Regions from separate parts of the Homo sapiens genome. Here region 2 is linked to region 1. The links are chromatin contacts, found by Hi-C or POLR2A ChIA-PET in ENCODE. All regions are on one chromosome and are shown on one strand. Each heading gives the region's core, a stretch centred on a gene start or an enhancer-like site at or near the end of the contact. The rest is flanking DNA. Distances are from core to core; before and after follow the strand shown. Region 1 has its middle 75 kb from the start of LINC02971. Region 2 has its middle 24 kb from the start of LINC02971.

Region 1 (3,612 bases), core at 782-3,281:
CACAAAGATGACATAGGGAGTAAGAAAAGTTATTTTAACCTCCGGATGTTCTTCCCCACATGATCTAAGCACCTCTGGTGCCCTCCTGTATGTTCTGTCTTTCCTCACTGTTCTGCTCAGCACTTAGACCCCAGGCACAATGACCCTTGAGCTCCCAAAAAACATGGCTGCCTCCCTGTGATGTCCACAGCCTGCTGTGGAAAAAACTTAGTAGGAACAACTGTGCAAAGCCCATGGAGAGAGCCAGGACCACAAAGCCTTCTCTACAAGAGAATTGGTAAGTCCAGCCTCATGGCTGCTCTGAAGGGCAGCAGTAAGTCCTCTAGATAATCTGACCCTTGCACAGCCCTCAGCCCTGGGTTTTGCTAGTGGTGAGATGTGCGTGGGACAGGCACCCATTGGTGGCGGTTGTCCCAGACAGGCCCTTGGTAAATGATGTTGGGCAGAACTGAGAGTTCCTGCAGCGGTTCCTGAGGAAGAGCACCCAGGGTGCCACCGCTGCTAGGCCCTGGTGATTGATGTCCCCTGGCTGTCATCTCATCAGACCCCTGCCTGCCATGCACCTCTGTTCCTAGTTTGAGAATGTAGGCCAGACAGGCCTGAGGACAGCGTTCAGATGGGCAGAGCTGAGAGGGGCTGCACGGTCAGCCTCTGAACCTCTGTCAGATCAAGACCTGCCTGCACCTGCGGATGGGGAGGGAGGATGCAGAACAACTAGTGCTCAAGGAAAGGCTAAAGGATTTCTTGGTGGGCTTAGTCTCACAGGAAATGATAACCTCTACTGAATGAGTGCTGTTCGAGGTTTACCTTGTGTATGCATGGAGCAGAAGGAGGCAGAGTGACTTTGAGGAGCTCAGGGCCTGAGGTGGGGAGAGAGAGACTTGGGACAGACAGTGAAGTGACCACGAGGAAGGCACTGCCTCTGAGGTTTGAGGAGGTCTGTGCTGAGGGCTGAAGGCTAAGAAATGCGACAGGGGTGTCAGAAAAGGCTTCCTAAAGGAGTTGGACTTTGATCAGGGTTTTGAAGGATGCATAGAAGTTTTCCAGGCAGAAAGATGGGGAGTGCATCTCAGACAGAAGAACAACATGAAGCAAATGAACAAAATTGTGACAAAACATGATCAAGAACAACAGGAGCCAAGAGAGACCCCGTGATTTGAAATGCATGAAGTGTGTGGTTTGGTTACATAGTAGAGATCAGGTCTCTGTCTAGACTGATGATACAAAAAGTGATTATGGAACTTTCACTATTAGGTGTTACTCTCATTTTACAGATGAGAAGGACTAAGGGCATTTCAGTGTCTTTCCTGTTGTCACACAATTAGTTAAGTGGTGGATGCAGATTTCAAGCCTTGAGTCTGTGGTCTTTCCACTGAGCTGCGCGGCTTCCCTGGAAGAAACGCTGAGGGTTGACGGCTTGACAAGGCAAGATTTAGTGTAGTGAAATGCAAAATGTGTTTCCTGAGTGGCTCTAGGGTTACCCTGCCTGAGGGTGGGAGGCTGGCAGATTAGTGAGATTTTCATACGGTTAGCACTGGAAAGCCGTTCCACATGATGTCATAGGGTATGTCAATTAACAAGCATGTTCCACTCAATAACTCTGGGAAACATTCAATTAGACCTTATAGATGATCCCTTCATGCAGGACTTCTCAGAGTCTGCGCCTGGCTGATATGCGCTGTGAGTTTCTAAAAGAATGCCTGGTAGCCCTGTCCCTACTAAAAATACAAAAATTAGCCAGGCATGGTGGTGTACGCCTGTAATCCCAGCTACTCAGGAGGCTGAGGCAGGAGAATTGCTTGAACCTGGGAGGCGGAGGTGTCAGTGAGCTGAGATCGCACCACTGCACTCCAGCCTGGGTGACAGAGCGAGACTCCGTCTCAAAAAAAAAAAAAAAAAAAAAGAATTCAAAGTACAGTGGTGGTTTTCAGTGTGTGGGCCAGAAGTTTCAAGGGTCCTTGAGACCCTTTCAGGAGGGTCAGTTAAGTCGACACTACTTTCAGAACAAGACTAAGGCATCATTTTACCCTTACTTTGTCACAAGCATACACTGGAATTTTCTAGAGCCTACATGATAGTGCAACAGGTTGAATTCAGAAGCAGAAGTGAAAATCCAGCTCTTAAGCGGAACACTGAGGAGTTGGACCAAAACGTGGGACAGTGCCACTCTTTTCACTGGTATTTTTGTTTTGGGAAATAGAGTCATTTTTCACAAAAATATGGTGTTAGCAGGGAGTAAATTTATTATTATTTTTAAGTGAACGATTGCATATTTTAAAAAATTTCCAGTTTAATTTTGATGATAGTAAATATTGATAGGCATAACCCACATAAACAAAAGCTCTTTGAAGATTTTGATTTTTTTTTTTGAGACATGGTCTTGCTCTGCTGCCCAGGCTGAAGTGCAGTGGCATAATCATGGCTCACTGCAGTCTTGACTTCCTAGACTCAAATGATCCTCCTGCCTCAGCCTCCTGAGTAGCTGGGACTATAGGTGCATAACACCACACCCGGCTAATTTATACATTTTTCTGTAGAGATGGGGTCTCGCTAAGTTGCCCAGGCTGGTCTCAAACTCCTGGACTCAAGCAGTCCTCCCGCCTTGACCTCCCAGGGTGCTGGGACTACAGGCAGGAGTCACTACATCTGGCCTACTCTTGATAATTTTTAAGGGTGCAAAGGGTTCCTGAAACCAACAAGTCTGGGGACCACTGGGTATGTAGTATTTCTTAAACTTATTTAATCCAGAACTTCCCTATCCACCCATTTTAGGTCAGATAGCAACTATGCATCTCTTGGCATAGTGTTCCATATGGGAAGCGTTGGAATAGATGATCTTTGGTGGAGTCTGTCAACCCTGAGTTTAAAATGTGGCTCTGTCATTTAGTAGCTGTGTGACTTTGGGCACATTACTTAACCTTCTGAGTCACAGTTTCCTCATCGGTGTGATGGTGATAATAGTATAGTATTAATGTTACCTACACTCTAGGTTTGTTAAGAAGATCACGTGTGATGATGAATGAAAGGCACTCAATACAAACTAGCACCCAATAAATACTACTACTAATAATATTTGAAACAATAATATCATGATATATGACTCTAGGTACATCTTCATTAAAGACAATAACAATAATAAAAGTCTGTGAGAAATAGAGGAAGGATTGACTCTGAATGGGAGTCAGGAAGACCATGGTAGTTAGAAGAGATGGCTTCTCTGGGGTCTGACCTTGATTCTCTCACAAAAGACCTGGAGGTGGCTTTCCCACAGCTGAACTAGTGGTTGGCAATGAGGGGGCCTCATGTCAGTCTGTGGCTTAGGCAGGATCTAAAATGAGATTTTTTTTTTTTTTTTTTTTTGAGACAGAGTCTCGCTCTGTCTCCCAGGCTGGAGTGCAGTAGCCCGATCTCGGCTCACTGCAACCTCCACCTCCAAGGTTCAAGCGATTCTCCTTCCTCAGGCTCCCAAGTAGCTGGGAGTACAGGCATGTGCCACCATGCCTGGATGATTTTTTTGTATTTTCAGTGGAGACGAGGTTTTACCATGTTGGCCAGGCTGGTCTTGAACTGGTGACCTTAAGTGATCCATCTGCCTTGGCCTCCCAAAGTGCT
Region 2 (3,611 bases), core at 256-2,755, 52 kb before region 1:
AAAATAATCTTCAGATAAATTTGCTGAATTATTACCATTTTATTTATTTATTTATTTTTATTTTTTTAGAAACAGGATCTCACTCTGCTGCCCAGTCTGGCTAGTTTATTTTTAATTTTTTTGTAGAGATGGGGTCTCAGTATGTTGCCCAGGCTGGTCTCAAACTTCTGGCCTCAAGCAATCCCCCAACTTCAGCCTTTCAAAGTGCTGAGATTACAGGCATAAGGCATGGTGCGCGGCTCATTTTATGCTTGTTGTGAAGTTCCTGTATTTCATCATCAGGGTTCTTATGCTTCTTGTCTTCAGCCAGTGCTCCACCGTGGAAGTAAAATAAGCAATATATGACAAAGACTAACTTAATGAAAGACTGTATATGGTCAAATCCACTGACGGTCACAGGGAGTGAGTGGTTGAGTCACAAGTACGCTCACTCGTTTCTGCAAACAGTCACACAACCAGGACATTCTTAAACAGTTCTGTTTCAGAGGCGGATGATTTAAATAATCAATTTATTTGAGTTAAAAAACAGAAATAGGGCTGGGCACGGCGGCTCATGCCTGAGATCCCAGCACTTTGGGAGACTGGGGTAGGAGGATTGCTTGAGCCCAGGAGTTCAAGACCAGCCTGGACAACATAGTGAGAGTCCAGCTTTACAAAAAATAAAAATAAAAAAATTGGCCAGGTGAGGTGGCTCATGCCTGTAATCTCAGCACTTTGGGAGGCCGAGGTGGGTGGATCACGAGGTCAGGAGATCGAGACCATCCTGGCTAACACGGTGAAACCCCATCTCTACTAAAAATACAAAAAATTAGCCAGGCGTGGTGGCAGGCACCTGTAGTCCCAGCTACTCAGGAGGCTGAGGCAGGAGAATCGCTTGAACCCGGGAGGCTGAGGTCGCAGTGAGCCGAGATCATGCCACTGCACTCCAGCCTGGGCAACAGAGAGAGATTCCATCTCAAAAATAAAAATAAAAAAATAAAAAAAATTAACTAGGTGTGCTGGCCCATGCCTGTAGTCCTAGCTACTAAGGAAACTGAGGTAGAAGGATTGCTTGAGAGCCTGGGAGGTTGAGACTGCAGTGAGCTGTGATCACATCACTGCACTCCAGCCTTCTTTAAAAAAAAAAAAGAAAAAAGAAAAGGAAATGGACACAAAATACCCTTAGTTTTTTTTAGTGATTCAAACCCCTGGGTCACTTTGTTGTTGTTGTTGTTGTTAGAGATGGGGTCTCAGTATGTTGCTCAGGCTGGAGTGAAGTGGTCATTCACAGGTGTGATCATGGTACACTGTGGCCTCCAATTCCCATCCCAGCCTCCTGAGTAGCTGAGCCTACAGTGTGTACCACCACACTTGGTTTCTGGATCGCTTTTGAGAGATTTTGGAGTGTCACTGGCTGAAGGACCTTTGTCTGGCTTGGCAGAGCCTGGCCCTTGGGTGCTGGCCATGGTCTCTGGTTATGTGGGGCAAGCCTGACTCATTCTTCCTCTTTGAGGCTCCTTTGCATAGATTCCTTGCACACATCACTTTTTCATTTTCTATAGCTCAAAACAGATTTCAGTTTCCAAGACTGTAACTCAGCGTATGTGCATTTACATTTAGTTTGGGATATGCTAATGTGGTCAGCAGCACATTTCTAGAAAATTGCTCCCAGTGGCTGCTACTGCAAAGTTAAAGTTCTGATTTAATGTTGACCCTCATTGACCGTGGGCGGGGAGGCTGACATTTTCATCCTCATCCCCAGGATCTTGGAGGAGTGTCCCCTGTGGGTATGGTAGCCTCTGGGGCCCTGAGCTGTGGACAGCGGATGAGAGGTGGAGTGAGCCTGAAGGGCAGTTGTTGTCACACAGAGCCTGGAGAAAGCATTTGGGAGGAGCTTCAGCCCTGGCATCTCCTCTTATCAGAGTTCCTCTGGGCCAGTCAGTGCGCATGTCACTTTCTTGCCAGGTCAGTCAGGCCTGTGTAGACACATCCCCGGCCCCTTTCCTTTGGAGCTGTGGTGTAAGCCCAGAATCAGTTCCCATCCATGGCCAACAGGGTCTTCCTCAGGCACTGGCCCCAGCAGAAGGACATCCCTCTGATCCCCTGCTCTTGGAAAACATCGCAGAGGTGGATGTGCTTTGCCGGGTCAGCAGTGCCAATAATAGTGCTGAGCCATGAACCCAAGGGCGAGCAGGAAAGAAAAGAGGATGGAAGAAAGACAAAGAGGAAATAGTATGGAAAGAGAAAAGAAAACTGAGAGAGGGGAAATGTGTAGAAAGACGAAAGGAAAATCAACATGCCTCATGGGGATGAGTCCTGTGCTGGTGGCAGTGCCTCTCCCATTAGGCACTGTCACTCCCAGGCTGGACTCAATCTCTCTCTGTTTTGCACAATGAAGATTAGGCAGAATGTGAATGGCATAGCAAGTGAGAGCCTGCTGACGTGGCGTGCTCTGGGGGATCAATGCCCATGAAAGAGAAATGTGACTACATTAGAAGCTCTGCAGAGGCAGATATTCAGAGCTTGTTCATCCCCGTACCCCAATGCCCAGGAACAGTGCCTGACACGTCCTAAGCACATGATAAATATCTGTTGAATTAAATCGAATGTTAGGTGAATGCTGAAGAACGAAGTTGGATCTGCTATTGTCCTCGCATTCTCATGGATCTAAAGGTGAGTTCCTCTACTCCTCTAGGCTCCCATATTTAGAGACTACAGCTCCATGTCTACCCTTGACTTGGAGCGATTCTCCCCCAACGAGGAGGACACACCTGGGGCAGCACAGGAGGAGGTGGCTGCAGCCAGGTCGGTGGACTGGGCCCGACACAGGACAGACAGTTTCGTTCGTCTATGGTGCCGCTGGGGCTGTACCTTTTGGGTTGCTAGGAGTCAGGAATAGCATGCGAGCCCTGGAGGGAGGGGGATGGAGATCTAGAATAAAGGCCCTGTGCCTTGGACCCATGCAGCATTTAAATCGTCATTCTGTTGTAAAGTAGGTGGCGTTAATATTTCTCAGGCGAATTGTCTCCCCCATGGGGAAGCAGAGCTTGGGCATCAAGCTGTGCTGAGTTGGGTGCTGGCTCCTACGCTGGGAGCCCCGGTGTAGACTGGGGAGGGGGCGGGGCAGCTGGAGGGCTCCAGCCATGTTTCTGCTATTTTCCACCGTAACGCTGATGGGAGCAGGGCTGTTGTAGGAGTTCCTGGACAAAGCTAGGCAGGAGTCTCAGGATCTCTAGGATGCAGGACAGGTTTCTTCCCCTCGGGTTCTGTCCATGAGCAGACCAAGAACCTTTCAAATGACAGTGGTCACATTATTTAGTCTGAAACTGGGGTTTCCAAAAAGCCTGATTCCTTGTATAAAGTCAAATCAGCAAAAACCCACTTGGACTAGGCTGCATACTTGGCATTTGCAGCCTCTCCCTATTGATGAATTCAACCTAACTACATGTTTTAAACACATTCTACATTCAGGGATGCCATGAACAGATGTGCAGGTTGGGCACTGCACAAAGGTGCTTGGCTTAGCCAGGAGTGTGGAGTGTGTGGGGGGAGTGGAAGGTGCATGGGTGCTGAAATACAGATTGTGCTTCTCTGTTGGATGTGCTCTGAGGGTTGCCTCCACCAGGAAAGAG

What was found. A loop is a pair of places that touch in the nucleus more often than their neighbours do. ChIA-PET counts read pairs that join two places held with the same protein, here RNA polymerase II (POLR2A). Pooled maps may share reads with other maps.
Region 2: a map of GM13977 shows a loop between it and region 1 (1.8-fold over the local background). The contact joins two enhancer-like sites. A Hi-C loop is called at or near these places in 11 of 168 maps with a recorded cell type or tissue (B cell, CD14-positive monocyte, GM12878 and 7 more), 34 of 37 single-sample maps with no recorded cell type and 20 of 50 pooled maps. POLR2A ChIA-PET finds 5 or more read pairs at or near these places in 12 of 52 experiments (A673, AG04450, B cell and 9 more).

The regions. Positions count from the first base shown.
Region 1 is chr1:234,879,955-234,883,566 of GRCh38, reverse strand. No RefSeq gene overlaps it. Among named protein-coding and RNA genes, the nearest start is that of LINC02971, 75 kb to the left of the region's middle. RefSeq lists an enhancer at 900-969 and a silencer at 1,353-1,489. Within about 2 kb of position 2,031, at least 4 of the 41 ENCODE cell types and tissues checked have a DNase peak (open chromatin) inside an H3K27ac peak, as active enhancers do; they include CD14-positive monocyte and GM12878, where a contact is called at or near this core.
Region 2 is chr1:234,931,510-234,935,120 of GRCh38, reverse strand. No RefSeq gene overlaps it. Among named protein-coding and RNA genes, the nearest start is that of LINC02971, 24 kb to the left of the region's middle. RefSeq lists an enhancer at 2,421-2,921. Within about 2 kb of position 1,505, at least 20 of the 41 ENCODE cell types and tissues checked have a DNase peak (open chromatin) inside an H3K27ac peak, as active enhancers do; they include CD14-positive monocyte and GM12878, where a contact is called at or near this core.